Regions from separate parts of the Homo sapiens genome. Here region 1 is linked to region 2. The links are chromatin contacts, found by Hi-C or POLR2A ChIA-PET in ENCODE. All regions are on one chromosome and are shown on one strand. Each heading gives the region's core, a stretch centred on a gene start or an enhancer-like site at or near the end of the contact. The rest is flanking DNA. Distances are from core to core; before and after follow the strand shown. Region 1 overlaps LOC124900165. Region 2 holds the start of STX18-IT1 (STX18 intronic transcript 1).

Evidence for each region. Hi-C counts contacts between places; a loop is a spot of excess contacts on that map. ChIA-PET counts read pairs that join two places held with the same protein, here RNA polymerase II (POLR2A). Pooled maps may share reads with other maps.
Region 1: a map of ectodermal cell shows a loop between it and region 2 (2.6-fold over the local background). The contact joins the enhancer-like site here to the promoter of STX18-IT1 in region 2. A Hi-C loop is called at or near these places in 6 of 168 maps with a recorded cell type or tissue (Caco-2, HepG2, OCI-LY7 and 3 more), 18 of 37 single-sample maps with no recorded cell type and 14 of 50 pooled maps. POLR2A ChIA-PET finds 5 or more read pairs at or near these places in 4 of 52 experiments (AG04450, HepG2, activated CD4-positive, alpha-beta T cell and 1 more).

What each region holds. Positions count from the first base shown.
Region 1 is chr4:4,658,610-4,662,349 of GRCh38, reverse strand. All of the region lies in intron 5 of LOC124900165, which reads right to left. All of the region lies in intron 4 of STX18-AS1 (STX18 antisense RNA 1 (head to head)), which reads right to left. Among named protein-coding and RNA genes, the nearest start is that of SNORD162, 3.8 kb to the left of the region's middle. RefSeq lists a cis regulatory region at 2,183-2,193 and an enhancer at 2,116-2,260. Within about 2 kb of position 2,174, at least 5 of the 41 ENCODE cell types and tissues checked have a DNase peak (open chromatin) inside an H3K27ac peak, as active enhancers do; they include endothelial cell of umbilical vein, where a contact is called at or near this core.
Region 2 is chr4:4,479,969-4,483,208 of GRCh38, reverse strand. STX18-IT1 (STX18 intronic transcript 1) reads left to right here and starts at 1,509. Exons shown (of 4, transcript NR_126434.1): 1 at 1,509-1,604. The region is part of intron 1 of STX18 (syntaxin 18); the gene reads left to right.

The sequences.
Region 1 (3,740 bases), core at 925-3,424, 180 kb before region 2:
TTGCACATATCACTTTGGTTCACAGCTCATTGGCTGGAACCTGATCCCATGGCCACACCTGGCTGCAAGAGGGTCTGGGAAAGTAGGCATCAGCTAGGCACCCACATGCCAGCTAAGAACTCAATTACTGTAGAAGCAGGAGAGAATGGACAGTGGGGGACAGTGGGGGAATGCCACCTCCAGGGATCATCGTGAGTAACTCTCACCATCCTCTCCTCAGACAGTCTCTAACCAGTCACCATGTCCTTGTCCCTTGGGTTTAACCTTCCAAGGGTCCTCATCCCTCAGCTGGAATGCCACAGTAGTCCCCTCCCCACCAGCCCTGCCACCCCACCACAGCCACACTGGCCCCAATCTATCCTCCATATCTGAGAGTCCATGTGGTACAACCCTGTGGTGGGCAATTTGGAAATATATATCAAAATTGCAAATTCCCATGGAGCCCTTGACCCAGCAATTATATATCTAGGAACGTGTCCTACTATGCTGCTTATGTGCAGGCACAATGCTGCTATCCATTGTGGTCCAGTGCTATTCAGTGCAGGGCTGTGTATAACAGAGAACAACTAGAAATAACCCAATAGCTATGCTTATGGGATTGTGAATAAATCACAATATACCTGTGCATTGAGACCCTACCTATTACTCAAATAAAAAAAGGAAAGACTAGGTAGGTGTAGTGTCTCACTCCTGTAATTCCAGCACTTTGGGAGGCCAAGGTGGGAGAATCCCTTAAGCCTAGGAGTTCAAGACCAGCCTGAGCAATATAAGGAGATCCCTGTCTCTACCAAAAATTTAAAACTTAGCCAGGCATGGTGGCATGGACCTGTAGTTTCAGCTTCTTGGAAAGCTGAAGCAGGAGGATCGCTTGAGCCAGGAAGGTCAAGGAGAGTGCAGGGAGCTGTGATTGTGCCATCGCACTCCAGTCTGGGTGAGAGAGCAAGACCCTCTCTCCAAAAAAAAAAAAAAAAAAAAAAAAAAAAAAAAAAAAAAAAGTGTTCTGTGCTCTGATATGCAAAGATCTGCAAGATAAACTATTAGAAAAGAGATTCATGGTTGCCAGGGCAATATAGGAAATAGAAAGAGCTGGGCATGATGACTCATACCTGTAATCCCAGCACTTTGGGAGGCTGGGGCAGAAGATCACTTGAGATCAGGAGTTCTAGACCAGTCTAGCCAACATGGTGCAACCCTGTCTCTACTAAAAATACAAAAATTGGGCTGGGTGCGATGGTTCATGCCTGTAATCCCAGCACTTTGGGAGGCCATGATCCTCATGGATCATGAGTTCAGGAGCTCAAGACCAGCCTGGCCAAGATGGTGAAACATGGTCTCTACTAAAAATACAAAAATTAGCCAGGCATGGTGGCAGGTGCCTGTAATCCCAGCTACCTGGGAGGCTGAGGCAGAGAATTGCTTGAACTTCGGCGGTGGAGGTTGCAGTGAGCCGAGATCGTGCCACTCTACTCTAGCCTGGGCAACAGAGCAAGACTCTCTCAAAAAAAAAAAAATACAAAAATTAGTTGGGAGTAGTGGTGGGTGCCTATAATCCCGGCTACTGGGGAGGCTGAGTCAGGAGAATCCCTTGAACCCAGGAGGCAGAGGTTGCAGTGAGCCAAGATTGTGCCACTGCACTCCAGCCTGGGCAACAGAGCGAGACTCTATCTCAAAAAAAAAAAAAAAAAACAAAGGAAATAGAAAGTCAGGATTCTTTCTGGGGTGATGAGAGTATTTTAGAATGAGATAGTGGTCACAGTTACACAACTCTGTAAACATACTGAAAAACCACTGAATTATATACACTTTAAAGGGTAAATTTTTCATCACTAAGCAAAAAAAGCCAGGTGCAGAATGACACCATAATATTTTGTGTTAACAGGAAAAATAAGAATCTTCACTGACCATTGTTTCACTTAAACTCTGAAAGGCGACACAGAAAACTAACCTGGGAGACTAATGAAAATGGGAGTGGGGACGTCAAAAGGAAACTTTTCCATTTCCCTTGTATATTTGTTGGTTTGTGAGCCATGCGACTCTATTGTTGATTCAAATATTTTAATTAAAGAAACGGACCCTGAAGTGGCTCCCTGCTGCCTCCAGGTTCAAGTCCAAGATTTTGAGGCCGCAAAACAGCCTGGTCTCTGACTCACATCCTGCACAACCCCTGTTCCCTCCCCAGCCTCGCTGTGTCATCATTCTGTGTATCCTTGCTCTGGCTGGCTGTTCCTTCTACCAAAAACGCTGTTCTCCAAGCTGTTAACCTACTCACTCTCCACTATAGCTATAGCCACAAAGCAGGTGGGTAAGGCGTTGACCTTCATGGGTCCAAAGCCAGGCTCAAACTCTTCCTAGCTGGACAATCTGGGTAATTACCATATGCAAAATGGGAGCCATAAATACCGCCTGCCTTGTGAAAGAAGCTGCGTGTGCCTGACACATAGGGCCCAATGCGTGGTGGATGTTTTTATTTGGTTCAATCACAAAAGTAAAGAGAACCAGGGGCGCCTGGTGGGAGGAGCCTCTCCTTTACCTCCATGTATCTTGGGGCTGGAAAAACTAAACATTTGTTTTCTTAACCTCCTTTTAGGTCAGGCATGGCCAAGTGGAGGTTCCAGTGATCTACTGCTGCCAGTTATCTTTCGGCCACTATGGAGGTTCTAGTTACCTATCCCTGTCCAACCAAACACCTCTTAACTTAGGAGCCTAGGACAACTTCTGTATTTTGCTGATGGTTTTGTGGGTCAGGCAATCGGGAAGAGCCAGCTGGGTGGCTGTCTCTGCTCTACATGGGCCCAGTTAAGGTGGCTGGGGCTGAAGGACCCACCTCCAGGATGGCCTCACCTCATGTCTGGAGCCTCAGAACCCCTGAGCTCCCCCATCTCTCCAGGTGCCTTTTCCTCCTCCAGAGTTTCTCCTAACATGGCAGCCTCTGAGTTATCTGACTTCTTGCAGAGCGGAGGGAGGAGGTGGAAGCTCCTAGCCAGTTATGGGCCACACCTGGAGCTGTGCACAGGCAATTCCGTTGTGTTCTATGTAGTCATAGGATCTTCCCAAGTTCAAGACAGTGGAGAAACAACCCCTACCTTTTTTTTTTTTTTTGAGACAGAGTTTCACTATGTTGCCCAGGCTGAAGTGCAGTGGCATGATCTCTGCTCATTGTAACTTCTGCCTCCTGGGCTCAAGCGATTCTCCTGCCTCAGCCTCCCAAGTAACTGAGATTACAAGTGCCTACCATCACACCCAGCTAATTTTTGTATTTTTAGTATATACAGGTTTTCACCATGTTGGCCAGGCTGGTTTCCATCTCCTGACCTCAGGTGATCCACCTGCCTCAGCCTCCCAAAGTGCTGGGATTACAGGCATGAGCCACCGCTCTCAGCCCAGCCCCTACCTCTCGATGAGGGAGTGGCAAGGGCACCTTGCAGAAGAGCGTGTGTAATGGGAAATATCGCTGGCACCATCTTTGGAAAATACAATCTGCCATGCTGGGCTAAGCAGAAGCCTTTAGCAGATTCTGGAAAGCTTTGACTTTTTCAGTGAAAGGGTTCACATGTTGCTGGTACTGCCCCTGTTCCCCTTTCTTTCTTCCTTGAACAGGAATGTCATGGTCAGAGCAGCAGTAGCCATCTTGCAACCAAGAGAAAACAGTGAAGAGAAAAACAGACATGTCAGTCCTACTCCCTTGAACTGCTAAATCAACACCAGCAATCACCTGCCTTCGGGTTTCCTGTTACATGAGA
Region 2 (3,240 bases), core at 260-2,759:
GAAGCTATACGTTCCAGGTTGTTAGAAAGTTAGTTGCTAATATGAGAAATTAGACTGCTAAATCCACCTACCTAGTGTTAACCACCCATGCCCCCCTGTTAACCAGCCTCATTGTCTGTTACTTGAGACTCTCTGCAGTAAGAAGGTTGGATCTAGAAAAGTCAGTCTCCTCTTTTGTGCACATGTTTTCTCTCCTTCTGTCTCTAAAAAGACATATGCTGAATTCTGGAAGCCGCAGTCCCGTAAGATTAGTATTGGTTCTTAGCAATAGGTTATTTAGCTATTGATTATACTTTTCCTAGGTTAAGATGGCCTTATTTATTTTTTCTGGTAAGATTTCCAGACTGATGGAATAAAGAACTTGATATATTCAGCTAACATTTATCACTTACAGCTTGCCTCAAGGAAGGTGGAAAGTGAACCCAGAATACTATATTTTAAAGCCTCCTTGGGCCTGCAATTTTGAGTAGAAGTTGAGTGATGGGAATGAAGACATTCTGGGCAGAGAGAAGCAGGTGCCAGAGTGCAGGGCAGAGAAGAGGAGGCTTGCTTAAGGAAAGGCTCTGTGGTCTGGCACGCAGGTGGTTGCAGGAAGTGCAGGAACAGAAGCTGGTAGATGGAGCTGGCTCCTTTAGCCAGTGTTTAACAAGGTGAGTGGATGGGACTGACTGACCAATTTCATTTGTAGGGTGAAAAAGAGAGAAGAGTGTAAAATGGCCAAGGTGTTCTAACTTGGAATCTAGAAAGGATGAAGACTTTCTCTTTGGGGCCGTCAGAACAGGAGGGACTAGGAGTAAGCCAGAGGGTGTGAGTGGCTGCATGAGGATACCGTTGGGACATATTGCTTTTGAGGCGTCAGTGGGACACACAGTGGCAGTATCTAAAAAGCATTTGGATACACTCAGCTTGAACACAGGAGGGAGGCAGCGGCTGGGTGGACAATTCATGTAGACAGTAAATAAAGCTATGGATTGGAATGAGTGAGCTTAGCAAGAACATGTAAAGAAAGAGCCAAGGGCTGAACTTACAAGAAGTTTCAGAGATTAACAAAGGCAGAGAGGGAATGAATGAAGGTGAAGAAAAGGAGTTATAGGTTTTAGAAAAGAACCTAGAGACAGTGGTGTTCTGGAACCCGAGGGAGGCTAGTGCTTCAGGAGGGGACAAGGAAGGAGGAGGCAGGAGCAGGGAGGAGAGCCATCCGAGTTTGGTGAGGCCTGGTGAAGAGTGTCCCCCTCAGTAGGAATTGGGGGAAAGTGACAGGAGTTGCTTACTCAACAACTGCTGAAAGAAAAGAAGAAAGCGAGAAAGGAACAGTTCCTTTATGTATTCCCTCAACAAACTCGCTGCTGTGGTCCTGAGCACAGTGGAATGTCTGTGGCTGTGCTAGCCTCTTTTGTGGGTGATTGGTCACTGGGGAGCTTCTTTTGCACAGGGATAGGACTCAGACAGTCCCCACTGTGACATCAGCAGGTCAACATGCTCCAGAGGTGTGTTAGTTCTGAACTTTTAGCTCTGACTTAGTAATTGCTATTGATGCATTTTTCAATTAAGAGTGAAAGGAGTTAGACTCGGAATTTAGTCAGTGGGCTCCAAATTAAACTTGGGTACATGATCCTTGTGAAAAATCACTTTAACTTGTCAGTAGTTGGCAAACATACAGCAGTGGTTTTTCTGGCTGTGCCTTTGGCTGCATACTAACTGAACAGCAAGCTGTGTCCACTGATTGAATGAAAAAAAAATAATGATTTTGTGTTACAGGGACCTTTTTACAATATGCCAGAGGGACCTACTGGAGTCTCTTTAATCTTGAACAATGCTTGTTTCTTGCAGAGGCAAATTATGCAAATCAGTACTTAGTGTTCCATAATCAATCAGGTCTTTGTTGGAAGTGTTGTGAGTGCCAGCAGAACAGAATTTCTATCATCCTGGGAAGGGTGAGGGGGTTTGCAAGTCAAACCACTGCTGTGATCAGCAAAGGACACTTGCCGACTGCTTTGAACTCTCCCCACAGTCAGAATGCGGTCGCTCTTTGAGAAGAATCCCATCATTTTGTACCAGGGTTTTTGTTGTACAGTATATCGTGCTTTGGGTAATTCACAAAACACCCACGAAGGAACAGCTAGCAAGGCTGTTCTGTGGGTGACACATAAAAACAAAGCTGGGCCTGCCGCCTGGGATGGCAGCTGGCAGCCATGCTCCCAGAGCTCCCTTTGTGTGGAATCTGCCTAGAGTGCAGTGTTTCAGAATATTCCTGGACTCAACTCATCTGTAGTGCATATGTATGCTTAAAAACAATCTCATTTCAGCTTCCTCCTGCACAGAATGGTGAACCTTTATTAATCCTTTGATTCCAGATCAAAAGAATCAGAGAAATTTTTAAAGTCCTTGGGAAAAAACTGCTGTTTTTGAGAGGTCCTGTTATTACTGCTGCTCTAATACTTGTGTTGCCATCTAGTGGATAATGGGAAGTATGTGGCTGCCTTAGTATGTTTGGAGTTTATTGTACCCTATTACTGATTCTTGAAGGGGATAGAAAATCAATTCAAAAAGTTTTTTAAAAAAAGAAAATCCCATGTGGAGCATTAAATAGTTATTGAGGAGCCACTTTGGGCTAGGCAGACGCCTCAGCAGCTTATGTCAGGGAGACATGAAAACAATTCAAAACTCAGAAGATGGTGACATCTCTGCAAGGGATGTATTTGCAAGATGGATCCTTAACCTGGCCTCGAGTTAGCAGGGAAGCCTTTAGGAGGTGTGACACCTGAGCAGAGCCTCACGCATAGGAGTGAGTCAGAAGACAGGATTGGGAAGCAGGGAGGGCTTTGCGTCTGGAGACAGCAGCAGAGCGTAGGGCACTGGCGGGCCTTGGGCATGAGGATGTGGGCTTATCCTGGGTTAAAGGGGAAGGTAATGTACAGTTTTAGTCAAGGAAGTATGTGGGAAGATTCACCCTTTTTGATTGTTTAATAACATGTTTTATCTGATTATAAGGATTTTACGTAGTAACTGTAGAAAAATTTTAAAGTGCAAAAAGTATGAAGAAGAAAGCAGTCTCCAAATCTTACCACCTACAATCATTGATACCTTGCCGAGCAGTCTTTTAGATTCCCCTCTATGTATGTATACAGCTCTAGGTGTGCATTTCCTATGTTTCACGCATATGGGTCACACCATACATGCTTTGGGCAACCTCTGTTTTGTCTCAGTTTTTCCCCACTAGGTAATATGCTTATGGGACTT